Linked DNA regions of Homo sapiens: region 1 is linked to region 2. Evidence: chromatin loops called from intact Hi-C (ENCODE). Cell type or tissue: heart left ventricle. All regions are shown on one strand. Links, peaks and the distances in the headings refer to the core of each region. The heading gives the core; the rest is flanking DNA. Region 1 overlaps TENM4 (teneurin transmembrane protein 4). Region 2 overlaps TENM4 (teneurin transmembrane protein 4).

What was found. Peaks named below come from ENCODE experiments on the same cell type or tissue, not always from the same donor. Only the 100,000 strongest peaks of a DNase experiment are listed, where the experiment ranks them.
Region 1: a loop joins it to region 2, with 2.9 times the contacts of the local background. A loop is called at or near these places in 3 of 110 quality-filtered maps.

The regions. Positions count from the first base shown.
Region 1 is chr11:79,056,421-79,072,093 of GRCh38, reverse strand. TENM4 (teneurin transmembrane protein 4) reads left to right here. Exons shown (of 34, transcript NM_001098816.3): 5 at 2,085-2,372; 6 at 7,087-7,356. The coding sequence starts at 2,150. Among named protein-coding and RNA genes, the nearest start is that of TENM4-AS1, 29 kb to the left of the region's middle. RefSeq lists enhancers at 1,789-2,345, 4,842-5,408, 11,412-11,912, 11,913-12,413. In heart left ventricle, for the core only: a CTCF peak has its summit at 8,718 (motif pointing left); no DNase peak of the experiment used is centred there.
Region 2 is chr11:79,253,599-79,269,271 of GRCh38, reverse strand. All of the region lies in intron 2 of TENM4 (teneurin transmembrane protein 4), which reads left to right. Among named protein-coding and RNA genes, the nearest start is that of MIR708, 140 kb to the left of the region's middle. RefSeq lists an enhancer at 6,019-6,584. In heart left ventricle, for the core only: a CTCF peak has its summit at 9,252 (motif pointing right); a DNase peak (open chromatin) is centred at 5,961; H3K27ac peaks cover 785 bases.

The sequences.
Region 1 (15,673 bases), core at 4,043-12,042, 200 kb after region 2:
AGGACTATCATCTTGCCAGCTATTGGGAACACTGAGCATCAGGATGGCAGAGCTCAGAGCTCTGGGTTTGAGCCTCAGTAATATAATTTGATTTCTGTGTGTCTCGAGTTACACCCCTTGCCCCAGCATTAATTTCCAGGGATATTTTGAGAATCGGGAACCAAAACAGTGTCAACTATTCATCTTAATTGGATCTAGGTATAATCCCGAGGCATTGCAGTCTATGTAGTTAGTGCCAGCTTTGCAACTAACTCACCATGTGGCCTTAGGCAGGAGACTATATGGCCCTGGGTCACTGTAGCTTCATCTATAATATGGGGATGAAAATAATTGTAATCTCTACTTCACAGTTATTGTGAGGCACCAATAAAATCACAAATGTTTGCACTCTTGGAAAAACGGGCCAAAGAGCTACCTCTGATGTCCATGGTCAAAGGCAGAATTTGGAAACTACGAGCCTCAGAGCAAATTCAACTCAGAAGTCTCTTTTGTTTGGCCTGCAAAGTATTAAAATTAAATAATAATAATGGATCAACATTTTAAAGTCATAGCTTTTATATCTAACTCCAAATTTCCAGCTTGTCTTAAAAATTCACAAGACACCCCCACCCCCCAGACACTCCCACCCACACTCCCACTTTGCAGCACAGGCAAGCACTTGGACAGACCCACCCTCCCAGCTGTCAAGGCCCCACCCTGGACACTGAGATCTGATGTTGGCAGCATTTATCACAGCTCTTGCTCTGTTGTCTCTCTAATTGGATAGTGAAGCAGGGGAATGTCTTGTGTACCCATGCTGCTCTGAAAGATGGAGCAACAGAAAGCCAGAACTGAGCAGGTTGTGTTTCATAAAAACTAAGTGATGCCCTATGTCTCTGCGGAGGATATTCTGCTTTCCTTCTGTATTGAGCTCCTGGCCCTGTATGGTTGTGTTTGCTACCCCAGAGCTCAAAGAAGACATTTGGAGGGAGAAAGAGGGTGCTATCACAACTCAAAAATCCAGGGGTGTCAGTGTAGGGCAGAAGGGTCAAGATGGGGAAAAGAGGAGAAAGGGCTATTAGGAGCTTCCCACCAGTCAGACCTTCTAGCAACACCCAGATGGATGGGGCAGACACTGTGCTGCCCAGTGCTGACGGTGGCACTGAGGAGATGGGCAAGTCTGGAGGTGAGGGACATTCTCTGAGTAACTGGAAGGGCACTTTTGTGTACTAAGAGTAGGAGGGAGACGTCTCAGGGAGGCAGAATGGAATAGGAAAAATGCAGGCTTTAGAGCCAAACAGATCAGAGTTCCAATCCTGGCTTTTTTACTTGACACCTAAGTGACCTTGAAGGGGGTTCCGAGTCTCAGTTTTCTCATCTGTCAGATGGGGATGGTTAGCTGGTTAATTAAACACATCTTTATTATGCGCCTACTGTGTACCAGCCCTTGTTCGAGGTGCTAGAGACCAGGAGTGAGCAGTACAGGTAAAGTTTCTGCTCTCATAGAGCTTACAGACTAGCAGAAGGAGATGGGCAAAAAGCAAATAATTATATAATCATCTGGTAGTGGTAAGTGTGGGTTGGTTGTTTATACCTTAGCTCGTTTCCAAAAGAGGTTGGAGAGAGTAATAACATCTCAGAAGATATCAAGATTTACTAAGATAATATATGCAAAGTGCTTACCCCAGTGTTTGCATGCAATCATTCATCTCACAGATTTTTAAGGAGCCCTGGGCCAGAGCTGGGTCAGGCCCTGCTCCATGTGGGATGTGATGGGAACCAAACAGGCTTGGTTCCTACCTAGGAATATTACTAACCACCAGTGCCCTTTGGCCTTTGCTGTCAGCTTCCTCGGTGCCCATCACTGGAGGAGGCCTCCTCAAGGTGAATAGGCTAAGTAGCAAAAAGGGCCAGGATTTGTAATTAGAGGTCCTGGGTGCGACTTTCCTTTGCCACTTATGGGCTGCGTAGTGGTGGAGCGGTACCCTCTCCTCCACTGCCTGGGGTTCTCTGTCCACAGGGCTGCAAGGGTGAATCCAGGACCAGGATGAACCCGGGAATGTTCTCTGCCTCTCACGCCCTATCTTTGGTTTCCCTGGCTCTAGACCACTCGGCCCTGAGTGCGGCGAGGACCCTGTTTGTGGATGTGGAGGAGCGCGGGCCGGAGGCCATGGACGTGAAGGAGAGGAAGCCTTACCGCTCGCTGACCCGGCGCCGCGACGCCGAGCGCCGCTACACCAGCTCGTCCGCGGACAGCGAGGAGGGCAAAGCCCCGCAGAAATCGTACAGCTCCAGCGAGACCCTGAAGGCCTACGACCAGGACGCCCGCCTAGCCTATGGCAGCCGCGTCAAGGACATTGTGCCGCAGGAGGCCGAGGAATTCTGCCGCACAGGTAAGGACAAGGCCGAGGGGGCGGGCCTCAGGCGCAGGTGAGCTTGGCTCAGGTAGGCATGGGCTCGGGTGGGCGTGGCGCAGGTGGGCGTGGCACAGGTGAGCTGGAACACCAGTTGGGGTGCCATATCAACAGCAAGTTTCTGCCATTTGGGCACTTGGACCTGGTAAAAAGCCTGCCCTGTAGTTCATTCTTAGTTCATTTATTTTCTCGCTCACCCACTTCCCTGGCATAGTGAGGTGGTTAGGAGCTGGGCTCCAGTGTTTGTCTACCTGCCTAGAGTTGAGTTAGGCTCCCCTCTAAGCCTCAGTCCTCAACTGTTACATGGCCGTGAGAAGCCTCCCTAGTGCACTGAATTGTCCTGAGGACTTAATGAGATGGCCTTTAAGTGGTAAGCCTGATAATACCAAGTAAGCGCTGAATAAATGTTAGTTCCTAGTTTTGCTGTTCATTCAACAAACATATTTAGCAGTTTCTTTGTGTCAAGCCCTGTGTGACCTTGAGAGGAAGACCTTCCCGAGATGGTTAGACATGAAAACTTAGTAATTTGTAGGATATTCTGGTGCCTGGCTCCCTCTCCTGCACTTTCTACCTACAGTAGTCCCCAAAGCCTATCCATCCTGCCCCAGTATTCAAATCCATTCTTCTTAGCCATTCCCTCTGATACTTCCCAGTGCAAACCATTATCATTTTTCTTGGAGGATTAACCACAACCACCCCCCTTCACCCAGAGCTGCCCGCCTCTAGCCATTCTCTGTACTGCAGCCAGATGAAGCTTGGGGGTGACTCCCTGTTGCCCTTAAACTGAGCTCCCCCTAGCATAGAACTCTTTCCCCAAATCTGTTTCTGTTTTTCTAGACTTTTTTTGTCCCCTAACTCTCCACACTCCACCACTCATGGGCCAGCCCTGCTGAACTGCTCAAGTTTCCAGACCTGCCATGATATTTCTTTCCTACCCTGGTGCCTCGGTGATTCCTGTTTTTCTGCCTGCAGAGGCTTGAGCCCTCTTTGATGCCTGTTGGGTCATGACCAATGCCTGACAATTTGTGCAGCCCACCCTGATTTGCTCTGCCCTTCTCCCCCTTCACAGACAGGGTCAGCTGAGCACTGTGCTATGTAATGTATATGCATTTTGACAGTGTTATTTAATTCTCATAACAACCCCAGGGTGAATCATTTGCCCAAGATCACAGAGGTAAGAGGAGCTGGCCACACACACACACAGAGCACACCTATGACCTCTTCATTTCCATTCTCTCCCACAGGCCTGTATCCATGTGAAAGCTGACCTGTTCTGCCTGTGAGGCTTGAAAAATGAGCAGTCCCTTTCCCAGCTTATGGTTAAGGCTCCAACTCTGGCATCAAACAGACCTAGATTTGAACTGTGGCTCTGCCATTTTTAGTATTCTCAGCTACTTTACCTGTGCAAAGGGATAAACAGTACCTAATAGGTGGTGAGGATTGATGAGAACTATAAATGAAACACTTGACACCAGTACCTGGCACAGAACAGATGCTTCAGAAATGCTGCCTGTTATTCATTGTCATCTCTGGATCTCACTGAAGAGAAGAGACAAAATGGTCTCTGAAAGCTTTTCTTTTGCTCCGTCCTGTCCGTAAGTGACAGAGCTCAGTGAGCCCCGGTTGGCTTGGACCTAGCACATGAGGCTCAGGGAAGGGGCGGCTCCTTGTCTTTGTAAATAACAAATAAGCATTCTCATCTCATAGGCAGGCATGTGCGTAGCAGTTTACAAAATACTCTCCTTCAAATTATCACCCTGGATCCTCAAAAATCCTTTGAAGGTAGCAGGTCATAGATTATCATCCCATTTTAAAGACAAGAACATTGAAGCTCAGGTGATCACAAGCCCAAGATTGCACAGCTAGATGTTGAGTGAGATGGGATGTCAACTCATGCCCCGGGCCTCAGAAAAGAGGCCAAAAAGGACATAAAGCAAGTAAACCATGAGGACTTCTTAAATTGGATGAAGTAAATCTTCCAAACTCACACATCAGAGGAGCTGACTGGCTCAACAGGATCATGGAACCCTTAGAGTGAGCCCTTACCTTGCATTTTCCTAGGAGTTAAGTTCCTAAGACATCCTAGTCCCGAGATGTCTTAACTCACTTGTATTGATGCTGAGTCTGGCTGCTTAAAAGGGCATGCAGGACAAGCCAGATGGAAATCAATGCAGCCCAGGCTGTTTGTTGCAAATAAATTTGATTTTTCACTTAATGTAAGAGTCATTCTTCATAACACGTGAGTGGCTTCTCTTTGAGAGGGCCGGCCGAACAGAGCACAGATAGAACTGTGGATGGGGACAGGGGGCGAGAGCAGGACAGGAGAGAGGAGTGTAGATCAGAGAGCGGCCAGGGAGTGTGATACGCAGGGAGAGCAGGAAGCCGACTGAGGAATTTAGGCTCTAATTTGGCATTTTCTTTTTCTTTGAAGGAGAGCAAAATCGGAGGGCAGATTGGAGTAGGGCACGGAGGAGTGGTATGCAAAATACTTAACATCTGGTTGGCCCAGCCTCTAACCAATCAGAATGTCTGCCTGGCCACTGAGCAGAGCCCACGGGCTTCTTTTATGCCTGGTCCGCGGACATTAACCCTTTGTTTAGTAACTGGATCATGAGGAGATTGGGGGTATTGGGAAGGGGCTGGAACAGCCAGAGCAGAGGCTGAAAGGCACTGGGTGTGGAAGGAGGCACTGAGGTGGCTTGGCACAAGTTATTTACCAAGCTGTGTGGAAGTACTTCATGACTGTAACCTGGCATCAAGGCTGTCCCAGCCTGAGCCAGCTGAGTAGGAGGCCTGAGATACACCTCCACCCACCACCACAGCCTAGCATAGCAGCTTGCATTTCAGCAGCACCCCAGCTGGTCTCTCCTCCCCGCTTCCTTGTCCCCTTATCTGTTGTCCAGAGTACTGCCAGAGTATGTGCTTGTGTGTGTGTGCGTGCTTGTGCGTGCGTGTGTGCATGTGCGTGCGCGTGTGTGCTCGAGTGTGCATGCGTGTGTGTGCTCGAGTGTGCATGCGTGCGTGTGTGTGCATGTGCATGTTTGCACGTGTGTGTGCACTTGTGTGTTCATGTGTGTGCGCACGTGTGTGTGCACGCGCGTGTGTGCTTGTGTGCATGTGTGTGTGCGCGTGCACGTCTGTGTGTGTCTGCATGTGTGTGGTTACCTAACTTTTACAGGGCACCTACTCTGCAGCAGGTGTGATAGGTGTTGGATTCAGATAATTAGGACACACCAGGGGAGCACAAGTTTATCTGTAAGAGTGAGACACACCATTATAATAAGATGGCGTCTCTGCTGGCTCGCCTCCTACCCCTCCGGCAGTTCTTTCTTGCTTTCCTTTGCAGGCTTGTCCTATTCAGTCCTGGCCGAGGAGGCCTTTAAAGCTTGGCCATCCACCTCTTCTGCCTTCTAACTTGTCATTCTCCACATTCACTCTCATCGCAAACCTCTCCTCTAAGCTCCTCACCCCAATATCCCACCTTCTGCTCCTGCGCTCCCAGAGCACTCTGTGGATCTCCCCATTTTGAACTTGCACACTTAATCATGTGTTTGGTTGTGTCTCTCCTACCCGCCAGAGAGTTCTGTAAAGTTGGGCACTGTATCCTATTCACTGCTGTATCTCAGTACAGGCCCAGGGCCGGCATGAATTGGTTTAAATGTGGGTTCTGCCTGATTATAACTCCAGTTCTCCAGATCGTCACGTTAAGTGGGATCTGACCCTTACTGACTTTGTATACTCCCTCTTCCTTTTCCCTGCAACACATTCCTGGGAATACTAGAAGTACAGGAGAAGCTGTCCCTGAATAGACATTGAATTCACATGCAGGAGTGACAGGGAGGCTAGTTTTCCATGAAGTCAGCATTCTCTTTGTCACTCAGGTACTACTCCTAGGTGACCTTCTCTTACCCAGCCTCTGTCCTAGGCATTGCCAGGCCTGCCCAAGCCCTCAAGAGACCTGTCTCTGCCAGTTCCCCATCACAGACCCACTTGGGATAAGGAAGCAGCAGGCAGAGCCTTTTTCCTGGTGTGAGGCTGACTTTTCTCTGCCAGTCCCCATCTTCTTCACTCTCAAGCTTCAGGCTTTCTTGACCTGGCCAGAAAGGAACTTCTGGCCCCAAGGGAGACATTTAGATCTCATCGACTGGGCTTCTGCCCTGCTCAGGACTTGCTGAAAAGTCCTCCCTGGAAAAGGAGACCTGAAGCCCTCAATTCATTTTAACAAGCATTTATTGAGCCCCTTCTGAGTACTGCATTTTTGTTCTAGGGAAAGAGATTTAAGAATAAGCATAAGCAAAACATGGTGCCTGCCCTTGCTGAGGTCACCTCCAGCAGAGGGGTAGACCCTTAAACAACTCTACTGTGCAGTATGACCAGGCCCAAGGACTCTGGAAGGAGCTTGGAGAAAGTGAAAATGAATTCTGCACAGGTGTTGGTATTGGGGTAGACTTCACAGAGCAGGTGCCATTTGAGTTGAGGCTTAAGGGAAATGGAGGGTTCAGGCTGATGAAGAGGGGGCAGAAAAAGCCCTCCAGGCAGAGGCAATCACTTGAACAAAGGCATGGGCATAGAATGCCACAGCAAGTTCAAAGAACGACAGTGAGCCCTGGGGTAAGAAGGCCAGGCTTCAGGCAGAGGCAGACGCAGACCTCATCTCAGTGCCCTAACCAAGTTCACCTGTGTTTCCTCCCAGGTGCCAACTTCACCCTGCGGGAGCTGGGGCTGGAAGAAGTAACGCCCCCTCACGGGACCCTGTACCGGACAGACATTGGCCTCCCCCACTGCGGCTACTCCATGGGGGCTGGCTCTGATGCCGACATGGAGGCTGACACGGTGCTGTCCCCTGAGCACCCCGTGCGTCTGTGGGGCCGGAGCACACGGTCAGGGCGCAGCTCCTGCCTGTCCAGCCGGGCCAATTCCAATCTCACACTCACCGACACCGAGCATGAAAACACTGAGACTGGTGAGTGGCTGGTTTGGTCTGTGCCGGGTGCCTGGGTGGTGGGGCTGGGGTTTTATTTATAATATTGATTTCCTGCTCCACTGCCGGGGCTCTGGTGAAGTTGGTGAAAAATTGCTTTACTCTCAGGGGTCAAATGTCAGAGTCTCTTGGAGAGTCACGTGAAATGCCCACCCATGAGTGACATGCCAGAGATTGGGTCGCTGCTCTTTGCTTCCGGATTAGGGAGGCGCCTAAGTCTCTGGGTCATTGCTCATAAGGTGCCTGTGTGCAGGGGAGCAGAGAGGGCATGGGGCAGTGGTAACAGATTCCCCATAGTTTATCCTCCATCAAATCAGCAAGGCCTGGTCCTGCCTGAATCCTGCTCATGCCATCTCTAGCTCCAGGTGCTCAGCTGTCCTGGGCAACCTCTAGGAACGCTGTCCCACATCAGCATCTTATGTTGTTCAGAGGATGGCTTCCAAACAAAAACTGTCATTTGGGGATAACTTGAGGTTTAGGGAAGATGTTGTCAAAGGGTACAGCGTTTCAGTTAGGAGGAGTAAGTTTTTGAAATCCATTGCACAGCATGGTGACTATAGTTAATAATAATACATTATATATTTCAGAGTTGCTAAAAGAGTAGATTTTTAAATATTCTCACCACAAAAAAATAAGTATGTGAGATGAGAGATATGTTAATTAACTTGATTTAATCGTTCCACAGGGTATTTAGGTATCAAAACATCATATTGTGCCCTATAAATATATACAATTATTATCTGTCTATTAAAAATAAAAAGAAAGTAAAAAGACAAAAAAAAATAAACTTTAATGATTAAAACTTGAGGCTTTGCTGCAGCTTCCCCCTGATCCCAGGACGTGCCAGCTGCACACTCATTATTCCACTCTCCTCCCTGAGGCTCGTTCCCAAGGCCTGAGAGAGGCTGTGGGAGGAAAAGATGACACCTGGTTCACACACCTCCTTTTCATGGTGGAGGAAAGGGGGCCCAGTTTCAGCGTCTTCCTCTTTCTCCCTTGGGACCTTGCTGGCAGAATTCTGAGGGGCTCTGAGTCGAACGTGGTCCTGCGTGGAGACTATTGCCTGGGGGGAATCTCCCCTTCTATATATTTCATGCCCTACCAGCCCTTGGGCAGCTTTGCTGAGCCAGGTCAGCACCGAGGTGGGTCCTGCTGGGTTCTGGCAGCAAAGGAAAGAGTGGCAGAGCCCAGGAACAGCCCCAGCACCTGGAGGGCTGTTTCTGGGAAGCCCAGTGAAGAGGAGGCCTGCTGGTGCTTCCGCACGACAGCCAGCAAAAGGGTAAGGGGAGGGCAGTCTGAATTATTAATAGAATAGGAAGCACCTAGCCTGGTGCCAGTGCCCCCTGCTGGCTTCTAGCTTCAAATGTAGATCCTCGTGATTCCTGCCCGGGATTCCCCTGGATCAGGGCAGGGACCAGGTCAGAGATGAGGCTTAGAGGGGTTAGTCTCTGAAGAGGAGGCTCCAACTGAGTGGTGCAAAACCAAGATTGATCCCCAGATTGGGGATGGGCAGGAGACCACGCACGGTCAGGGTCAGGTGGGGGAAATGTATCCCCTTAGGGTCCAGAGTCCCATGTGGCAGAGTTCCAAAGGTGCATCCTGCCACCCCTCCCAGAGGACTAACATGTTCGCCTAGGGAGCCTGTGTACTTGTCTAGGGGTGGGAGGGTGGCAATTGCTTGGGTACTGGGTAGTGGCTTAGCACTGTCACTCTCCGTTGGTCCCCAGCCAGCCCTGTGAAGGGGCCGATGACCTCAGTACCAGAGGAGTTTCCCTCTCTCTGGTGGGAAACCACCCACACTCCCTCACCCACCTTCCCAAGGCCATACCCAGCCAGCAACCCTGCTTCTCCCCACCCCGACCACGCACTGAACTTGAGCATTAAATTGAAGGGCAGTGCAGGGCCTGGCACAAAGAGAATAGGGTCTGTGCCATCACACCACAGCAGGCAGGGAGCCTCAGTTCTATTACTGGTCTAGGGTGTGGCATGGGGTAAATTGCATCCTTTCTTGGGACCTCAGTTTCCTCATCTATAAAATAAATAGTTTAAATGAAATTAGCATCCCCTGATCTGAGAATGTTAGTTCTTAGATGGGGTAAGGGGCTGTTCTGTGGTCAAATAATGTAGGAAACACTGAATCAAACAAACTTAAACCACTTTCTTTACTGCAGGGCTTCTTAGAGTTTTTAAGATGTTAATGTGCATGCTAATGGATAAATTACCAAGGGAGGATGTATGCAGCATTCCCCAAATCAATTTGACCACAGAACTCTTTTATTCTCAGAGCATCTGGTGGGACCAGTATTCTAATAAACGCTTTTTGGGTCTAGCTGAGCTAAATGAAATGACCTGTAGGCCCTTCCAGATGTAGAATTCTTGGATCCTAATTGCATGCACAAGATGAAGGTGTGCAAGAGGAAAATGATAATAATAACAGCATTAATACTTAATAGTTGTATGGCTGGGCATGGTGGTTCAGGCCTGTAATCCTAGCACTTTCAGAGGCTGGGGTGGATGGATTGCTTGAGGCCAGAGTCCAAGACCAGCCTGGGCAACATGGCAAAACCCCATCTCTATTAAAAATACAAAAATTAGCCAGGCATGGTGGTGCACACTTGTAATCCCAGCTACTCAGGAGGCTGAGGCAGGAGAATCACTGGAACCCCAGAGGCAGAGGTTGCCATGAGCCAAGATTGCACCACTGCACTCCAGCCTGGGCAACAGAGCTAGACTCTGTCAAAAAAAAAAAAAAAATAGTTGCCACCGATTATCTCAACCTAAGCACAGTGCTAACTGCTTTAGCTATATTATCTCATTTACTCCCCCTACAACCCTTTAAAGAAGGTTTTATTATCCCCATTGCACACAGTAAGGAAACCGCAGCCCAGAGAAGTTAAGAAATCTGCATAGGTCACACAGCAAGCAAAATGAGATTGGAACTCAAGCCTACATGACTCTAAAATCTTTACTCTTACAGCCCTAGTTACAGTGAGTTCCCTCTGTAGCAAAATACTTGGGTTATTTGTTCTTTTGAAGGCTTCTTGCCATGGTGACAAATGATCACTTAACATAAAGTCATGACAGAAAGAGGTGCACACTTGCGCACATTATTGTATATTCCCTGAGAGCTGAATTACAGCTGAATTAAGCCTCTGTTGGGTGATAATGACATATTAATCAAGCCTGAAGAGTTTCAGCCTTTGATAGTGGGACAGAGAAATGGCTGCCTGCTCCCCTGGCCATGTTGTCATTTCTTTGTGATCGTCCATTTCCCCACTGGCCACAGAACTCAAAGCCTCACTGTACTCAGGGTAGACGGGTGGGCAGAGGAGGTAGGCAGATGAATCTAATAAAGGGCTTCTGTTTCCCACATCCCTTCCAAGACTGGACTCCCTAAACCTAGACTCCCCATAGGTGCCCAAAGGCTGTCTACTTGCTCCTGGTTAGGAAGTTACATTAACAGCTTCGTTATGCGGTACTCAGATCTAAATAATGACAGCAATCATGGGAATGGCTCCCTTTTATTCACTGATTAGGTTCAGGTTCCTCTTACACTATTATCTCCCCAACTTATAGCGGAGGAAACTGAGGCACAGAGAGATTAAAGGCTGTGCACAGGGCCACATATCTAGTTGAGCTGGAGCCAGGCTCTATGACAAAAGTCTTGGTTCCTTTTACCCTGTCTCTCCCTTTTCTTTTACCTTCCCCTTCTCCCATCTTTCTCTAGTTCCCACTGACCTCAACAAACCCCTGGGCCCCAGCCAGACCTCTCCTTTTCTTGTGATGAGAACTCGGATCTCACCATCAGAACAGGGCTCAGTTCCACTGGACCTGTCAGTGAACACATCACAGTGTGGTCACTTCTCAGGGGTAGAGCAAAGGCAGCAACCTCATGCTATGGGCCTACCACTGTACATGTGCAATTGCCTTTAATCTCCCTGGCAACTCAGTGGCATTCCCATTTGCCAAATGGGAAACCTGAGGCTCCAAACTGAGACACAATAGCCTGCGAGTCAGCAAGTTGGCAGAGCTTATATTTGAAGTCTGGTTTCTCTGAGTCCTTTGCCTGCCTCCATTTGAGTCTGCAGGCGTCCTCAGCTCTCAGTTGAGGCCACCAAAAATGTGCAACCAAGTTCTCAGAGATCCTTACCAGATAAATGTAAAATGTGAAGCATAACCCCCAGCAACCTCCAGCCACAGGAACATTTACTCTGCCTCCACACCCTGCCTTGCATTAGTCAATAGTAATTGTCAACAGTATTGATAGCGGTAGAGGCTTTTGCAGAGGTCACACTGATGCTGCATGCAGCTGCCATCAATAATAACTTTTATGGGGTCCATTAAAGACAATTTCTGCCCCTGAAGGTTAATGTCAGCAGCTTTTATGTCACTGCTTAATATCTAAAATAAATACAGAATTGACTGGGTAATGTAAACACAAATCTTCCTACTCGGGGCCTTCAGGCAGAGCCAGCCCTCAGGCCTCTCCTCCCCTGCCGTGAGAGGCCAACAGGCTGGGGGTCGGGAGGCAGTGAGAAGCTGGCCTGTCAGGAACAGTCGGCATGCAATAGATGTTTTTTAGAAAGCAGAGGTTGCAATTCAAGCTTCGCTCCCAAGCACTGGGTCAAGCTGACACAGTGTCTTTTGTGGGTTCATTCTGTAATTTGTCCCACAGCTATGCTGAGCTCCTTCAGTGTGCAGCATGATTCTAGGATGTGGACTCTAGATGACCGGTGAGGGAGGCAGGGCTGTGACCACCTTGCAGCTCTTTAATAGAGGTGCAGCAGGCAGTGTTGCAGAGTGGAAAAAGAATGCTAGTTTCAGAGTCCAATGTGGAGACCTGGCCTCAAGTCCTGGTTGCCCCAGTCTAAGCTCTGAGATCTTGGGCAAGGCATTTCACCTCTTGGAGCCACAGTTTTGTCATTTTAAAAAGAGCACATCAGTGGTTAGCAGGAACTAAGAAGAGGCTGTTGGGGAGTTATTGTTTAATGGGTACAGATTTTCAGTTTGGGATAATGAAAAAGTTCAGAGATAAGAGTAATGGATGCACAACCATGTGACTACACTAATGCCACTGAGCTCTATTCCTCAAAATGATTAAAAAGATTAACTGTTATGTATTTTTCACATGATAAAAAATTACAAAAACAGCATGCCATCTTCCTTCCTTGAAGTGTTGCCGTGAGCCTGTACTACAGCATTTGTGAAGCGTCAGGTCTGTGTTGGGCCTTAATTCACGGGAGCTATTAATATTAATTTTTTAAGAAGCTGGATGATGACAATAAAGGAGCAGTTCATTTTGCCCTGAGGGTGCAGAGGCTCATTCCTTCATTCCACTCATGTTATGCATGGGGCTTGAAAGCCTAGTAGGATTTCACTGAGTGTGAGGGATCTGAGAGAGGCATTCCCAATAGAGACAATTGCATGACCCAAGGCTTGGAGGCACGCAGAAGCATGATGGGTCTGGGGAACAGTAAGAATGTACATGATTTAATCCCAGAGGCAAATTAAGAAACCTACTTTGAAAGGAAACAATGAAACAGAATCACAGTTACCCCTGCCCCAAATTGTCAAGCAGCCTGGTGTCAAAAGGGAAATTATTGGTTAACCTAATTAGGCAGCCAAATTGCTCATTCAGAGTCAGTAGATTAGGTGAGCATCTCCAAAGCACAGTGAGAAAGGAACTCATTACCAATTAACTCCATTTATCCTCTGCTCTCCTTGGCCCCATACCCAAGAGACTTGGTTTTAAAAATCTATAAGAATATCTATCATTAAGTCCCAAAGTGGTCAAAATACTGCAGCAACCCAACTCATTGTACAATGGGACACCATCTTCTAGAATGGGAAGTTAGGTCCCATCCACTAGGGTAGGGATTGGGCCCCACATTTGATTACTCTGCTGCTTGCCCCCAGGCTCCCAAGAGGACTGAGGAGAGCCTGGTAGAGCCAGAGCCTCTGAGCCTCTCGGAATCTGTGAGCTAGAAAGAACCTTGGAGACAACAAGCCCACCAACTCTTAACCTTCCCTCATTTTCTAGCCAAGGACACAGAGATTTGGAGCAGTTAGGTTATCTCATTGAAGGGTGCATAGCTAGTAAATGTCAGAGCCAGGGTGTGAATCCAGATCCATCCTACTACAGTGTCCATTATCCTTTTTTTTGTTTTTTTTTTTTTGAGATGGAGTCTCACTCTGTCGTCCAGGCTGGAGTGCAGTGGCACGATCTCAGCTCACTGCAACTCCGCCTCCAGGGTTCATGCCATTCTCCTGCCTCAGCCTCCCCAGTAGCTGGGACTACAGGCGCCCACCACCACACCTGGCTAATTTTTTTTGTATTTTTAGTAGAGACAGGGTTTCACTGTGTTAGCCAGGATGGTCTCGATCTCCTGACCTTATGATCTGCCCGTCTCAGCCTCCCAAAGTGCTGGGATTACAGGCGTGAGCCACCGCACCTGGCCCATTATCCTTCTTGACCACCGTGTTCTACAGTCTTTTTTGTTTTATAGAGACACGTTCATGTTAGCTCAACCCAAAAAATATAGATGCTAGAGATGCTTCTAGCTATATCCAGAATATAAACTTCTTTGTCAATATTAGAAACTTCCAGAAAAGAAATTGAACCCATAACCTATTAGAAATGATCAGGACCCAGAGATCATACTGGGCCACTCTCAAATTATGACATGCTAGAAAAATGACATTTGAAGTACATGTTTTAGAGGATTAAGAGAAATATCCCATCAGAAGGTATCTGAGAAAGCTTTATGGAAGAAGTGCTGGCCCCTAGGTTTTGAGGGCTGGAAAGGACTGTAACAGGCAAAGAGGGGTAAGAGGGGACATTCTATGTGGGCAAAGCTTGGGGGTAAACCAAGAGAAGGTTTGTCATATGAGGCTAGGACATAAGCGCGTGCAACTGGGAATAGGGTGGCAGAGTGTACTAGGAGGTAAGGTTTGCAAGTTAGCTGGATTGTCTGTCATTCCACAACTATTTGTTGAGCACCTACTATGTACCAGGCACTGTTTTAAATACTGGGGTTCCAGCAATGACCAAAGCAGACAAAACTGCCCCCTCTCATGGAGATACATTCTAGTGGGAAAATTGATGATGAACAAGGTAAAAAATAAATAACATAGGATGTTTCTCTATAATAGTTGTTATGGAAAGGGGGACAGTAAGTCCCCAGGGTGAGTCTGGGCAGTGTCATGGGGAGGTGCAGTTGTAAAGATGGTAGCCAGAGAAGGCTTCACAGAGAAGGTGACATTTGAACATAGCCTTGCGGTAGGTGAGGGAGCAGGCTGTGAGGATGTCTGGAAGTAAAACAATCTTGGGAGAGGGAAGGGCAGGTGCTAGGGCCTTAAGGCAGGAGTGTGTGTGTGGCTAGTTTGAAAAGCAGCAAGGAGGCCAGAGTGGCTAGATGGTAGAGGAGGCCAAAGAGGGGAGGGAGTAGGGGTGTGTGCAGGCCAGTGCAGGGGAGCCACGGAGGGTTCTGAGTGGAGAAGTGATGAGGTCTGACTAATACTTGAACAGGATGATTCTGGAAGCTGTGTTGAGAGTAGACTAACAGGCAAAGGCTGAAGTAGGCAGCTATTGCAGTCATCCAGGAGAGAGACAACAGGTGCTCAGGTCAGAGTGAGCCATAGGTGAGGAATGGGCAAGGGTTGTAGTTCACTGAGGTGTGGCAGTGAGGGTAGTACCTGTACCTGTGGATGGGGATAGAACTTTCTCTTCCCTGCTCCTCCCCACCATCTTGTTAGCATTGAGGATGACTTCAAGACTCTTAAATTCTGTGACCAAAATGGCTTGCCAGTACTGTAAGGACGGGGGGCTTGCCCCTGATCCTTCTCCCAGCCTCACAGCTACCTTGGCCCAGTTCCGGGTCCTTTAGCCATGGCCTGTCCCATGCCATACCCTGTGCTTTCTTGTTCTTAGTCCACAGCTTTGGTGATGAGCCATATCCCTTGCCCACTCCTCCCACCACGCTCCATCCTGCTGCAGATCATCTTGGTTTCTGACCTTGGTGCCTGACTCCCTCACCCAGCCTTGCCTTATCTTCCACATGAGACTCTTGGAACCATCATTTTTTGATACAATCTCAGCTTCCCTTTAAGCCATAATTTTAGCCTTTCCTTCTGCTTGGTTGCCTCAAGCTGCCTTAGTGAAGTTTGACCTGGGGCCTCCTCCGCATAGCACGAAATTGGCTGGAATTGCCTGTGATCTGGGAGCCAACACTGACGGCTACTAGCTTTGTTGTTCTTAGGAGTCCCTTTAAGAAGTCCTGGCCCAGATTAAATGCACCCC
Region 2 (15,673 bases), core at 4,828-12,827:
TTATTGCAGCATTAGGAGATAAGACTATCACAGCATAGTTTTTAACTAAGAATTTTGTAACAGTAATTTTAGCTACTACTTTGAACAGCATGTTCATGTACAGGTGATTCTCATTTTTTACAGTAGTTATGTTATATAAAGTAGGTGGGAATCCTGAATTAGTGAGTGTGGAACCTTTGCTCCTAAGGGAAATACAGGGTTAGGTTCCTGTAAGCCTCTGATCAAAACATTTTTGTCAGCTCATTAATACATCATCTGGTTTCGTGTGTGTTCTATTTAAAGACATCTTATCTAATATATGTTTTTGATTCCTTGACATTGAACTCTCAGCCAGCAATCCTATAACTCATGCCTGAATGAAGCTTATCTAGCACATACATTTTGCATATAACACATATTACAGCCTTCTTGCACTTAGGAACACCAGCTAGCACTTCAGCACTATGCTTGGTGGACATTTCAAGCAATGAAATCACCAACAAAAAGCACAGCACAAAAATGTGAAAAGTGTAGTACTAAATAGATTGCAAAAAGGAAACTTTTTACATTATGAGAGTTGGGACAAGAAGGCAGAGTGTTGTTTTGTTTAACCTCAGCTGGGAACTTTGCACCTGATGAGTCAAATTTTTCACCTCTTTATGCATGGTCCACAAATGACCATGATAGTGTTGGGTTTGGGGTTACAAGTACATTTCTGGGAATAGCAAAATTCACAAATACAATTTTGTGAATAGGTAGTCCATGAATAATAAGGACTGACTCTACCTTATTTCATTTACATCTCACTCATGCCCAAAACTCTCATGTTTTGATATAGGAAAGTAAGATTTAAAGAGAAGAAGTGACTTGTCCAGTGTCAGATAGCTGAAATGTGGTTCATTATATTATACTTGGGTCAGTTAACTACAGCCCACAGGCCTGTTGCCTGTTTTGTAAACAAAGTTTTACTGAAACACAGTCTATTCATATACATATTGTCTATGTAGCTGCTTTTGAGCTACAATGGCAGAGCTGAGTAGTTGCAACAGAGGTCATATAGCCCACAAAGCTTAAATTATTTACAGCCCAGCCCTTTAGGGAAAAGTTTGTTGACTCCTGTAGTACTCCAGATTTTCTCTTTGAGTTCACAGTTGAGAAAGTTCTCTCTTGTCTCAATACCAGAATTTTTTGTGCTTTTCCCTGGCAATTTGTCTTTCCCTCTTGAACACTGGGAATTTTATACCTGATTATATTTCCTTCTTTACACTGATGTTAAGAAGTTTAAAGCCTAGTAAAACTGCAGATTCCTAGCACTCGCTTGATAGGAACAGAAAGGATCTTCCATTTTGGTTACACTAGCAGGATGTTAGATTGTTTTGGCACAGTCAAAAACTCAAACAATTTATAGGTGATACAGGTGTCTGGGATTTTTCAGTAATGAAGTGGTACATCTGGGGCAGGACCTGGGCTCTGTAAGAATCATAGTTTTCCCTAATGAGACAAATACCTACTTTCTGTGAATAATCTTTTTGTTTTCAACAAACTACAGTTTATCAAGAATTTATTATGTGCCAGATACTGGCCTTAAGTGCTAGTCATACCTTATATAATTTATTCTCTAAGGAATATATTGTATAGGTTAAGAGAGTCTATACCATGGAGGTAAAGATGATTATCCTCTTTTACAGATGAGGAAATGAAGGACCAGAGATGTTTTAATTTGTCTAGGTCACAAAGCAAGGAAATAGGAGATTTCAAATTTAAAGCCAGGTGTGTCTGACTCTAAACCTTAGTCCCTACTATATACTCCATTATTCTATATAGTTTACCTAGCATCAACCTTTATCTTTCCAAATCTCAGAATTAGAACTATGGGCTGAACAGTGAGGCATTTCTGGCATTCTTCTCATATTAGGACATTCATCTTTGGATTTGAACAGGGTAAATGGCCTCCACAGAACAGTGGGGCAGGGCAGGTGCAGGGACTATGTCAAGAGTAGACATATGGAGATTGACAAGAAGGCTTTGCAATAGGCCAAGTATGTGATGATGATGGGCTGGACTCTGGTGCTGGTAGTGAGTTTGGAGAGGCATGTGTAGGTTGTAGAGCTGATTAGAATTAGAACTGACAAGATTCAGTTCTTGATTACATGTGGATGGTGAGAAAGGGAGAGGAAGGTGACAAACAGGTCTCACTTTGTGGCTGGAGTAACTAGGTAGATGGTGGGGCCAATCATGAGACCAGAGAAGAAGCGATTGTGGAGAGAAGATGAGGAGCTTTGTTTTGGGTGGGTGAAGAATGAAACTCCTATAAGATATCCAAAATGCTCACTTGTGAATGTGGTAACCTTTATCCCAACGTGTTTTGTATCTCATAATTTATATATATGCCTGTCTCTCCCATAAAACTCTGTGGTACTGAAGGGCAGAGATCCTTCTGCTTAATGATCCTTTGTTTAATGCACGCAATGGCTTCAATTTGTTTTTTATGGTTACTCTTCTAGACAATTCTGAAAGTCTTATCAGTCTCCTTGGTCACTACTAGTGTGCCTCTAAAAAAAGCAAAAGTCATGCTTTGGCCAATTCAGAGCTGCCTCTGTCTCTATCAAAACCAATAAATACCTGCTGCTGCAATGTTATTGCACCTCTTAAACTCTTTAGTGCACAGCGTAAGTGGAAGGTTGTAAAGACTCTGTTAAGGGAGCCTCTACTGATACTAGTAGCAAAGATAAGGGCCTACTGACACCAGTAGCAAAGATAAGGGCCTGTGCCTTTCAGAAGGATGGGCTCTGGGGCACAGGAGCTCCTCCTGCCTGTATCATTCCTCTTCTTCAACATCAGCATAGTGAATATTTATTGAACATCTGGGCATTAGGATGATGCAAGGTACTTTTTAGCAGAAGCAGGAAAGCTCCATAAAAGCAGGCATTTTTGACTATTTTGCTCATTGCAGTATTCCCTGTGCCTAGAGTGTGCTTGGTATGGTTGACACTTAGTAGGTATGCAGTAGATATTTGTTGAGAAGATTAAGGAATGTATAAAGATACTTCCCTTGATGCGTGAGATCTATCCATTCATCTAACATTTACTGAGCACATGTCAGATCTTGAGTCAGACCTTGGGAACACAGAATAGATCAGCCCTGCACTCAGTAAGTCTTATGACGTAGGCCAGCTGGTCAAAGGATCACAGTCATTCCTGGGAGAAGTGTTACAACAGCAGTAAGAGCTGAGTGCCGGAGAGGCAAGTGGGAGTGCTACTTACTCCACCTGGGAAATCAGATAGGGCTTCCCAGAAGGAGGTAGCATTTAATCTGGGTCTTGAAGGATGAATAAGAGTTCTGAGAGTAGGAAATGAGAAGAAAGGCATCAGAGAGAGGAAATCTTTGTGGGAGGGAGCTGAGACAGTTGCCATGGTCATTTACAAGAAAATACCCTGGGTAGAAGGTGAGAGACGGGAACAGATAGCATAACCTCCTAGGCTGAGAGAAGGACTAGGTTTTTAATCCAAAGCCCTGTTTCCTCCCCATCTCTCATGCTGTTTTATTATAATCCTACTGGAAGATGAGAAGCGAGAAAGATAGAGTTTATTGATAGGAGAGAAATGTTAAAAAAAAATCACACACAAGGCTGACATGGATATATATGTGAAAAGTAGATGAAAGCAAAATGGCTCAGAGCCGCACACTCCAATGGAAATATAATATTTTTAATTTTCTAGTAGTTGCATTTAAAAAAATGAACAGAAACAGGGGAAATTAATTTTAATCATACATGTAACACAATCTATTCAAAATATCATTTCGACATGTAATTTGTTTAAAAATTTAAGAAAAATGTAAATTCTTGTTTTCACTCTAAGTCTTTGAAATGTGATATGTATTTTACACTTTGGATGAGCCGCGTTTCAAGGGCTCCATAGCCACATGTGGCCAATGGCTGCAGTATTGAACAGTGCAGGCCTAGACTCCTAAAGTCTTTATCACGCAATGTGAAACTGAAGAACCAAGGAATGTCCGAGACCCACCCACTCACCCCTTCATTCATGTGCCTAGGGCTTCTGATATAAAGTCAAACAAGAAATGGCCTGTGTCACCAGGGAGCATGCAGTTTCATGCATTACAAGGCAGTGAGCTAGCCATCTAAAAGGAACTGAGATCTGTCAGTTTGTCCGGGGTCTCAAACTGAGGGCTGTAGGCTGTGTGTGCCATTTGATTTTTCCTGTACTGTATCTCAAAAAACATTCTACCCAGGCAGGTGTTATGCTTCGTCTACAGGCAGCTGAACACCTTTGGCCCCACACCTGGCTGCCTCCACTCATTAGGTTGCCTGCAGACCCTCTGCAGACATTTGCCTTTGATAACCCAGGAACAGGTGTCTCTGAGAAATCCTAAGTGTTGACAAGACCAGAGGTATAAACAGAATGGACTTAGAGGGCATCCAAGTCGTGGTTTGCAGCCCCTGCTTATGTTCTAGAATCACCTAGAACAGTTTTTGAACATACTATTTTGGGACCCCACCGTCGGAGATTCTGATTCCATTGGTTTGAAATGGGAATGGGATCCAAGTATTTTCTACAAGTCCTACCCTGTGATTTTAGTCCCATTTCCAACGTGTAACTGCTGGGAAACCACGGCCCAGAGATTTTGTTTGTTTGGGCTGGGGTCACGTAGTACACCAGCCTCCTAATCCCAACCCACTGATGTTTTCCCCAAACAACACTGAGGGGAAGAGGAGGCCCTCAGAACCTTCCTTGAATATTCAGGAGGTATTGCCACACACCCAGAGCTTAGAGCAGGGGGACGGGAATCCGTTACTGCTGTGTTGCCTCTTCAAGAACAAAGCCCTTGTCGGTTTACCACTCTGGGAAGATTGCCAGGCTCAAGTATTAATAATAATCCCTTTGTTTTGTAAATGCCTTATAATTGCATAAATAAAGCTTACTTTCTCTTCTTTAATGGTAATGAGCCTTATTTGGCTGATTGGTTGATTAATAATACTCTAATTCCACTAGTGACAAAACAGGAAGGCCAAAAGATAGATGTTGAGCCCGGGTAGCTTGGGATTGTAAAGCACCCGTGCCGGCCATGTTTTCACTGCTCCCGTGGTATCTCAGTGAGAAGGATAGCCTGGTTTCTTCACAGTCGGACACTGATAAGTAAGAGCAATGGTCAGCATCAGCAAAACGGCGCTTGCAGTTCCTACTTGAACATCTCTTTTTTCTCATTACACAATGTCCATTCTGGAAGACCTAAGGAAGATACTACAGTTGACTCTAGATCAAAGTGGGTTTGAACTGCATAGGTCCACTTAATACACAGATTATTTTTAAACCAAATGTTGATGGAAAATACCATATTCAAGGGATGCGAAGCCCCGTAGGCCATGCATAGGGAGGTCTAGGCCCACTTTTCTCATATGTGGTTAAGTTTGCACAGATTTCAATAAACTGGAGGGTGTGTTGGAATCAGTTTCCCATATATACCAAGGGAGAGCTGTATTCGTCCCTGGTTTTAGTAGCATTAACAGTGGTGCTGGTCCTGGGTTACTAGGGTTACTGTTAGACATTGGAAATTGTGATACTGATTAAAACTAATCATGTTTACTACTTTCCATTGGCTACCTGGACATTTAGGGGCAAACCTGCATACCACCTGCAACAAGTGTGAAGGAGTTCTCAGCAGACATTTTCTGTAGTAACAACAGCTCACATTTTACTGAGCATTTATTGTCTACATGGACTCTTTGCACCTTTCTTTCTGCAAACTCCATGTTTCTGGAAAAACTAGAGTGCACGTCTCACTTTTGTAAAACAAGCAATGTTCTCAATGCCCTTGGGAAATAAAGAAACTCATTTGAATTGTAGATTTTTGTGCTGTACATAATGACCTCGTTACTTCACCATGTTTGCGGTGCCATTTGCTGGTTTTTCAGACTCCCCCTTGACTTACAGACAAGGCCAGGTGGGCCCAGCTGCTGCCTCTGAGTTGGCTGTGAACTCAGCTTCCTTCTTCTCAGCCCAGCAAAGTCTCTGCTCTTGCTAGGAGTCAGACGGCCAGAGCAGAGCCCTGACGGGGCCCACAGTTGTGGACAGCTTTGCACTGTCATGCACTGGCCCAGAGACAAAGGGAAACGGGAGGGCTTTTATTGGTCACCTGCCTCCATGCATTGGGTTCCTGATAGATAGCAGATGGAGAGACACGGGAGTTAATGAGGTCTGCGTTCTGGCCAAATGCTTTCCATCTTCCTCTCGCCACTGAGCCCATTGGAAAAGAATGTTGTGCTGGGCAGGTGGTCAGGGAGAGCTACAAAAGCTGAGCTTTCAGCAAAGGTGTTAGGGAAGGGAGAGAGATAGCATGCACTGATTCAATTCGACTCAATTCAGGGAATATTTATTAAGCACTGCCTCTATTAGTCACCTATATGTATCATCTCATTTTTTTCCTCGAAGATATCCTCCCATGTAATTGTCATTATCCTCACTTTACAGGTAAGATACTTAAAAGACTCAGAGATATTAAGAAATGTGTCTAGGATCACACAGCCAGCCTAAGGCTTAGCCGGGATTTGACTCTAAGTCTTGTTCTTTAAACCTAATACACCAAGCTGCTTCTCCAAGCACCTCTGCCACTTGCTGGGTCACACATTCCTTTTTAAATTGTTTTCAGAGTTACATCTTGAGGTCTCATTTCTGAAGCATCTCTTCTTGCTGTAGTGAGGAAATGGGGTTGGGAAAGAGACGGATCTTCAAAGACTAGGGGAAATGGATGGAACGAGCAGTTTACAGTTATAAAATTTGTTTTCAGTTCTAGCAAGGGCTAGTAGTAATTTAGTCATCAAGACTGGCGTCCACTTCCTTTGGGGCTCCCTACCCTGAGCCAGATGTTTTTTGTTGAATCTGGTAATTTTCAAAGAAGAGTCCAGATTGGAGTGTCAGACCAATGGCTGGGCTCTGTGAATAGAGCCTGTGAAAGAACACAGGAAAAGCACCCATAAACTGTGCACTACACAGCACTTTGCAACCTCTCAGCCTTTCCATGCCCTCTCACAGCAGCCCAGTGAGGCAGGCGTCATTATTGACCCCATTTTGTGGGTGAGAAAACTGAGCCTCCAAGACTTTCCTGGGTCCAGTGCAGAGCTGGGACCCATCGTGTCTCAGAAGATGCAGGTGGCGCCTGGCACGTGATGGGTACTCACACACCATTGAAACTTCAGACTCCTAGCTCTGAGGCTTTTGTCTTCCATCTTATGGTCTCTGCCTCAAGAAAAGTAATCTATCCCGAAGGCTATTTCTTCAAAATATAAGAAAATCCTTACAGGGCTGTGATCTCATGTTCCTCCGCAGGCCCCTTTGGCATCCCCATGGACCATGCATATGACTTGCTTTCATCCATCCAGAGGTTATAAGAAACCAAATGTTGGCAGCATAACATCTTTCTTTGGAGGGACTCAGAGGCCTGCCCCAGTATTTGTCTCTGGGGGTCAGGAAAGAAATTTGAGAGGCTGCAGAGGAAGAAGCCACTGGCTTTGTTTTGTCAAGATCTGTGCTTTTTAAATGGTTTCATCTCCAAACACATAGCGCTCCTCCTCCTAAAGAAAAGCAAACCAAAAAAATTGTAGAAGCCATCACGTCCTACAAAACCCACAGCTCTCTCTCTCTGTATATTCCCAGCCCAGCCTCCAGACCCAAGGAAGGTGGGAAGAGCTGTCCCCAGGGGTTCCTGGTGTGGGGTTCCATATAGAGCCGAAGATACTGTGGGGGCTCATTCCCAAGCCAAGCCAATCTATTTTAGGACATTTCCATCATCCCCAAAAGAAACCAGGATGCTTCCCCCAGCATTTCATGGAATCACAGCAAGCATTTCTTGAAGGAATTCACAGGAACAGGCCTAGCATGGGACCGGGAACAGAGTTTGTGTCTAATGAATGTCCATTCCACAGCCCCTGGAGCAGGGTTTGGTACAGGTTTGTGGGGTCAGATCTATCAGCTTTCCCCACACACAAGCATGGAGGCTACCCTGCTAGTTCAGCTCAGTTTTTCTGCAGAGGTCGATCTCCAGGTATGAAATTATGTCTGGACCCAGGGTCAGGGGGTCGTACTTCCCAGTGAACTTTCCACACAAAAGGTCCAGTCTCCATGGCTCAGGTCAGAAATTACCCACTAGACAGCCTCCCTCTCCAACCTGCCAGGTCAAGGCAAATAGGAATACTGCCCCCTGTGCCTCATGGCAAATTGTCACTCAATTATGGCCACTTTAGAACCCAGGTTATCACAAATTGACTTGGCTGATCTCTCTAAATTGCCTCATTTTCATCTATTTCTTTTGCTCTGTTTCCAAGAAGAAATTCTGAGCTCAGGAAACATCGTTTTCATAGCCCAGTTGTCCCTTTGGTCAAGGAGTTGTAAGAGAGGGGAATGAAGTGGGTTGGGGGAAGATTTGGCATTATCTGGGGTTGGATCCCCAGAAGAACCTCAGGCCAGTCTGTGTCAGGAGTAGGGAATACTGGGCAGGTGGGAGGGCCCTTTTGGCAGTAATGAGGTACAGCCTTGGAGAGCCTTGAGTTGGCACCGGAGGCGTGCTGCTTGAGGAGGAAGAAGGGAGTTGAATTAAAGCAAATGGTAATTTATGGAGTCCACAGTCACGAGTCCACTGAGTCCCTCTACCGCATACTGGGCAACAGGGAAGAACAAGGCAGATCTCCTGCCCCTGAAGAGTTCTCTGGTCAGAAAACAGACAGACCTAGGTTCCCTGGTTCCATTACCTGAAGTAAATCATATGCCTTCTTTAGCCTCAGCTTACTCTTCTGTAAAGTGGAGCTAACAATCTCTATTTTTTAAGGTGATTGTAAAAGCTAAGTAAGATAATATATGCCAAGTATACATAGCACATGTCCAGACATATGGAATGTGTTCATTAAAGGGATGTTCTTACTATACTGCTGATAAGATGTAGGTGAGGCATCCTGGGGTAGAAATTAAGGAAGCACTCGCAATCAGGGTGGAGCCATCACAGGGTCAGCACTCAGTGCCTCCTGAAAATTTTTACCCTTGGTGCCTCGCTCACCTTACCCTAGTCACAACTCTGATGTTAAGTAATGATTGAAAGTGACTATCGGCTCACCGATGCCCTTAAATGAAGTTATATTTTGTCACAACAATATCTATTCTCACATGAGAAACAGATGTACAACTATGTTTGAGGCACAATGTTTGTTCATTCTACAAAAAAATTGTAACCTCCATATAAAAAGCCACTTCTCTCCACCACCCACAGCCCTCCAGGTGGCAGTGCTCACTGTATCCCACTAAGTTGATTATTAACAGTTTCCTGCATCACATAGCTCTTTAACTGGTAGGTCTGAGAAGTGGCCATAATAAGATGCTCAGAGCCCAGGGATCTTGTCAGCAAGCGATGTGATATTAACCCATCTTGCGTGACTACAGTAAATGACAACAAAAGAGAGTTGTTGAGATTTTTTCTCTTTTAATTGCTTGCTGGTACCTAGCGCCATAGTGAGTACATAGTAGATGTTTAATGGATACTTGGTGATTGAGTTCATGGGTATAGGGATGGATGGATGGGTGTGCATGGATGGATGGATGGATGGATGGATGGATGGATGGATGGATGGATAGATGGATGGATGGATGGATGGGGGAGTGGATGGGTGGAGGGATGGATGGATGGATAGGTGGATGGATGAGTGGATAGATGCATGGATGAGTGGATGGGTGAGTGAGTATATGGGTAGGTAGGTGGGTGGATGGATGGATGGATGGATGGATGGATGCATGGATAGATGGATGGATGGACAGATGGCTGGGTAGATGAAGATAGATAGGTAGATTTCATTAGAATGTATGTTCTAGGAAGGAAGGAATTTTTACATATTTTTTTCATTGATGTATGTCCAATGCCTAGGACTTAACATGTAACAGATAGTAAATATTTATTGTTGAATTAGATGGATAGGTGGAGGAAACAGTGTATGAATGGGTAGATGCACAGATAGATGAATTCATACTAGTTTACTTTTGAACAGTACTTTACACTTTACATTCTGTATCTTATTTGATCCTTGACCAAGCTGTGCAAAGTAGTCTGCGTAGGTACATAACTGATGAAACCCTCCTTTTGGCCAAGCAATATTCTCATTATGGCACACCTACTTCTGTCCTAGGAACACCCTCCAACTCCTTTGAGAAATACGAGCTAATTCAACACTGAGCACGTGACCTAGTGCACTGTAATTCTCTGCATTGTGAACCAAATATGTGTGATCTTCACTATTTTGGAATGAACCAGAAGAATGAAGAAACTATCCCTGGCCATACAGCTAGTAGGTGGGGGGGGCCAGGACTGGAACTCAGCTTCAGATTGCTCATCTCGGGCATGTTTTTCTTCAGATGAGCATAAAGATGATTTGCCTGCCTAGAGAGGTGGGCGGCTTGCATGAATAAATGACAGACACATCATTCTAGTGAGCCAGGGAGCCGGTGGGGGAGCACTTGCTTAAAAAGAGACAAACAGCTTTGCCTGAGCCTCCCTGGTTGAAATAACTGCATCCGCTTAAGCCCCTGGCTCTGTTAGCAGACAAGGATTATGTGATGTGCTCAGAAGCCCAGCCATCTATTGGTATTTAATGCATTCACTGTCAGTAAAGATTCCCTGGTGCAGGAGGCTGATAGGATTTAGAGATGCAGGCAGGAAACTTCTCACATTTGGAAACTGGTGTATTACAAGTCAAGGCCACTTTCACTTACTGCACACTTGACCTTGTGAAATAAAGCCCTGTCCTGGCCCTTACCAAGGAAGGATGAGAAGTTGTATAGAGTTATTGAAGGGGGCCAGCCTTAGAATTCACAAAGACTTGAGTTTGAATGGAGGCCCCACTGCCTACTAGCTTGGGGAGGCTGGAAAATGGAAGAAAGTAATGCTTTCTGACCATCCATTGTATAATAGTCACCTGTACCAGTGTGGAGATGCATTAATTCACTTAAACCTTTGGTTAGCCCTGCAGAATGTAGATGTAGTTGTCTCCATTTTACACATGAAATCAAGGCTCAGAAAGGTTATGCATCTTGTCCAAGGTCTCATCATCGTAACTAATAGAGAGGCCTATTTATCTGACTCCAAAGGCCTATTTGTCTGACTCTAAAACCCTTTCCATCTCAGCACATGACAAGACACCAAACCCCTCTCCTCTCCCCATTAATGTAAGGGGGATAACACCAAGTTTTCCACCCAACCTGTCTGTACCATGGATTGAGTGAACCCCTCACCTCGCAGGTGTTTGCAGGAAGAAGGCTTAAACTCTTGCACCTGAGCAGACTCTCATTCTGCAGGCTGTTTTCACCATGGTGCTGGTGGATTCTCACGTGACAAGTCTTTTGAACATTTGCCAGTACCTCAGCCCTTCTAGTTAAAACCACATTATCTATGATGATCCTTAATGATAGCATTTGTGGAGTCAGGATGCTCTTTGGTCTCAAGTTCAGTTTGAAATTTCCCCTTCTGAGCAGCAATGTGGTGGCCTTAATAATGGGCCAGTGTGAGATTCTGTGTGACCTGCTCTGATAGCCTGTGTATTCCTTTTTACTCCAGAAACCTCTACTAGAGGAGGCTCTCAACCTCCCTGGCAGATGGTTTGGCAGCCTGTGTGTCAAAGACACGTGTCAACTATTTCTAGTTTATTAACTTTGTTGCATTAGCTGTGGGCCCCTCCACCCTCCACCCTTCCAAGATGCAGATGAAAAGAAGCAAGTGGATCAGTATTTGCTGGCCATTGTTTCTATTAGGCTCAAGGAGCACCTCTGGCTGGTGTCCTCTCCCTCTAGCTGAGGACATTTGCACCACAGCCTTGGTGAGCTCCTGGCACTAGATTCAGTCTTTACCTGAAACTGGAGGTGATTAAGGAACAGCATCCTGAATGCTGAGTCTATAGGAGTTCATTGAACTATTATCTCTACTTCTAAATAGGTTTGGGAAATTTTTTTTTAATTCTTTAAGAAGTGGCATAACAACCCTTTGGGACACAACATTCAGATTGAGAGGCTACTAGGCTGGCCCAGACCTTGGGCCCCAGTCTGATACTTGAGGCCTAGTTCCTTAGTACACTGAACAATGCCCACCATGATTGGTCCATATGTGCCCCTCCAGCCCATCTCCTACCACCTGCATGCATCCTGTGCTCAGGCCACCTCTTCTGCCTGGAATGCTCCTGCCTTCCTTCATTCACTGCTCTGTCTCTCATATCCACAACATGCCCACTCCTGCTTATCCTTTAAATTGCAGCTCAGTGGTTGCTTTCTACAGGAAGACTTTGTCACTGATCCTGACTAGATGAGGAGCCATCTGTTATGTCTTGCTCATCTTGGTCACTCCACAGGCCCTTAGTAATTGCACAGTGACCAGATGGATGGATGAATGAGGACATGATTAGTAACGTAACTGAGTTTCCACCTCACTCTCAAGCCCTATTCCCAGAAAGCCCTATCACCCAATGAAAGCCTGAAATCTGAAAGTCTCCTGTGTGAGGCTCAGAGTCCAGGAGCCACAAATGAGACAGGACCTTTAAAAGTTAAAATCCAAGAGACAAAGTCATTGATAAACAGCAGGATTCCTAACAGGTCCAGACAAACCTGACATGGACAGTCTTAAAGATCCAGCCTCTGAACCCTTTGAACTCTGAGATGGAAACTCAAATGGTTCTCTTGTAGGTGACACCATTTTGCAGATTCTCACTGATTGCTTTGGTTTCCCACTGGTGAAATCGAGTTGTCAGATCTCCAAGCTTTGGCACTGGGCAGTCCTGGCTTGGGATTCTGGTTCTGCCAGTGCCTGGTGATGTGGCCTTAGGCAAAGCAGTTACCCTCTTTCAGCCTCTCCACTTCCCTGGAAAATGAGGACATGAAATGCTACAATACATGGCAAGTGTGGGGAACTGATAGGCACTCAAATGGAGTAACTGAGGAGGGTTGAGAGAGGAGCAGGGTTTCAGAAAGCCGGTGAGATAGCGCAGCACCCCAGGATTAGCAACACCAGGAAACTGTTACTACCCACTAGGCCTAAATAGGAAAGGGCAGGAGTAGTTACTGAGAGCTATGGCTACAGGAGAAGATGCTGGACAGCAGCCATGCCTTAGGTAGAAGAAAGAAGCCACTACTAACAACTATAGCCTAGCAGGGAAGAGTTGGGGGAATAAACAACCCAGCCTCTCTCTTTTCTGTCCTCTGAGGCTGGTGGCTCCAATAGCCTAACCCTAACCGGAAGTCAAAGGGAAAAGAATTCCATTGATATCACCCCAAAAGCTCAGCCTCCTGGGGCACAGAAAAGGGCAGCGAAGGGTAGAGAAAAGAGCTGGAGGAGCAAAGACTGTCCAGCCCAGCTCTGCTCTGACACACAGTGCTTTCTCAGGACAGGCCACTTTCTCTTACCTTATTTACATCTCTACTTCAATAGAGAAAGGGACAGAAGAGAAGATTGAACAAACCTGAGCTTTCCTTAGAGTCTTAACAAGATTGTGTTAGGGACAAAAGTTGAAATGGAAAGAAAGAATAAAGGATTTTTAATTTTGATTATCTGTGGATTTCTTTTATCCATGTTATCTCTTTCTGCCTGTAGCTGGGATAATTGAAAACTCATTGGCTTCCCTAACTTTAGCTATTCAATGTGTTGAATGCACATCAAAGGTGTTTTTGTAAGGAGCTGTATGCCGTCATTTTTAATTAATTTTAAATTCAGTTTTACATTTGATCTAATAAAGTCAAATGAATCTTTATTGTTCAGATATCACTAACTGGTGAAATAGGTCAGGCTTTCCAAGAGGAGTTCTTTGAGCTTCTTTGCATGTATAAATATCTTCTGCCAGCCGACTCTAGGCTCTAAAGGATACCTGGCTGCAGGCTTGCAGGGATCTATGTAAGACACGGAGGCGTTAGGAACATGAGAGGCCGGACTGAAAAGACTGTGTCAGCATCCCATGCATTTCACACACAGGTCCTTCTGTGCACTGGGCACCATGCTGGGTGCAGAGTGTAAAGGAGACAGAGGGGTCACCTGTACTCTGCAGCTTAGTCCCACAGGAAAATAAACTTGGACACTTGAGATGGAAAAATAGGCATCTTTATTTTTCCTCTTCAACCTCCCTAACTGTGGGGAGATTTGCACCACGCCCCCAATTCTGCGGTGAATTCCAGACCTTTCTGGTCACCCAGCGGGGCTGCTGCCCATGCCCCCACAAGCCCAGTGGGACCCTCTCACTTTGGGCTTCCCATCATCTGCAAGGCATATGACGCCCTTCCAGAACTGGGAAGACTTTTCCTTTGTCCCCTCCATGGCTCTCAAGGATGCATGGAAAAGCTTCTATTCTACCCGACCTCCACTGTCTCCTTCCACCTCCCAAGCCCCAGTTTCTTATTTTTCTGATTATTCCCAGGGAAGAACAACTCAAGCTTGTCAAATAAACCCACTGGGGTGATTGACACTATCTTTCCTTCCAGATCCTTTCCTGTACACCAGCTGCTTGTGTATGTGACTCTCCTCCACTCTCACCTCACCAGCGTGGCATTGAACACATTATATAATATTAACACAATATTATAGTCAGTTGCAGCACTTAATATAAGTGATTTTTGATGTGTGCAAGGGTAAGGAAAACAAAATGGCCTTTAATCTCATTGCCCCAGTAACTCCTGTTGACTTTAAAAAATTGGATGTGCATGATCAGAAAGTACAGAGTCCAGAAAGTCAGAAAAGAACGCGTGACTTGTCTTAGCTCCTTAGCTGCCTCTCTCCAAGGGTGGCCACAGCAAAAGAGTTTTCTGCTATTCTTCCGTAAAAGAAAGTGTAGGCTCATATTTTATTTATACCAAAGAGCCCATTTATCCTCTGTTCTTGGGTTTTCCCTTTGACAACGTACCTAGGAGGTGTTTCACTATCAGTCCTTACAAAACTAATTACTCTTGTTAACTGCTGCATATTTTTCCATTGTTGAATGTGCCATACATCGTTTACCTCAGTCTCTGCTCAAAGACACTTACGTTTTTCTAGTTTTTTGCTGTGACATATGCCTATCTTGGCATGTTTTGGGGGATGGGTGTAAGTGGAGAGTAAATTTCTAATAATAGAATAAATGAGCCAAAAAGTTTTAAATTTTGATAGGTATTGATTGCCAAATTGACCTACAAAATAGTTTCACCAGTGGACACTCCCATCGACAGCATATGAGGATGCCCCTTTCCTGTGGGTAAACACTGGAAAATTATCAAGCTTTTCCATTTTCACCAACCTGATAGGGAAAAGAATGTAATTTCACTGTTGTTTTGATCTGCATTTCTTTAACTATCAGTGTGACCAAGTGTCTTTTCATATGTTTACTAGCTGTTCGTATTTGTTCTTCTGTAAATAGAATATTCATATTCTTTGTCTATTTTTTTCTACTGGATTGGAGATAAGTTTGGTACTTTTATGAAACCAAAAGAAGTTCATCATCGATTTTATTTCAGTTTATTTTGAGATTCTGAATCAAATGGGGAGGGATGAAGGTCTAAACGTCTTCATCCTCTCTTACTTAAACAGGGAAACCTCTGTAGCCTCTTGGACGGTCTGCCCATTCCCACCCCACAGAAAACAGGGCGATTAATTATTTAGGATCCCATCGGTTCAGAGGAGAAGCTGTACCAATCAGACAGT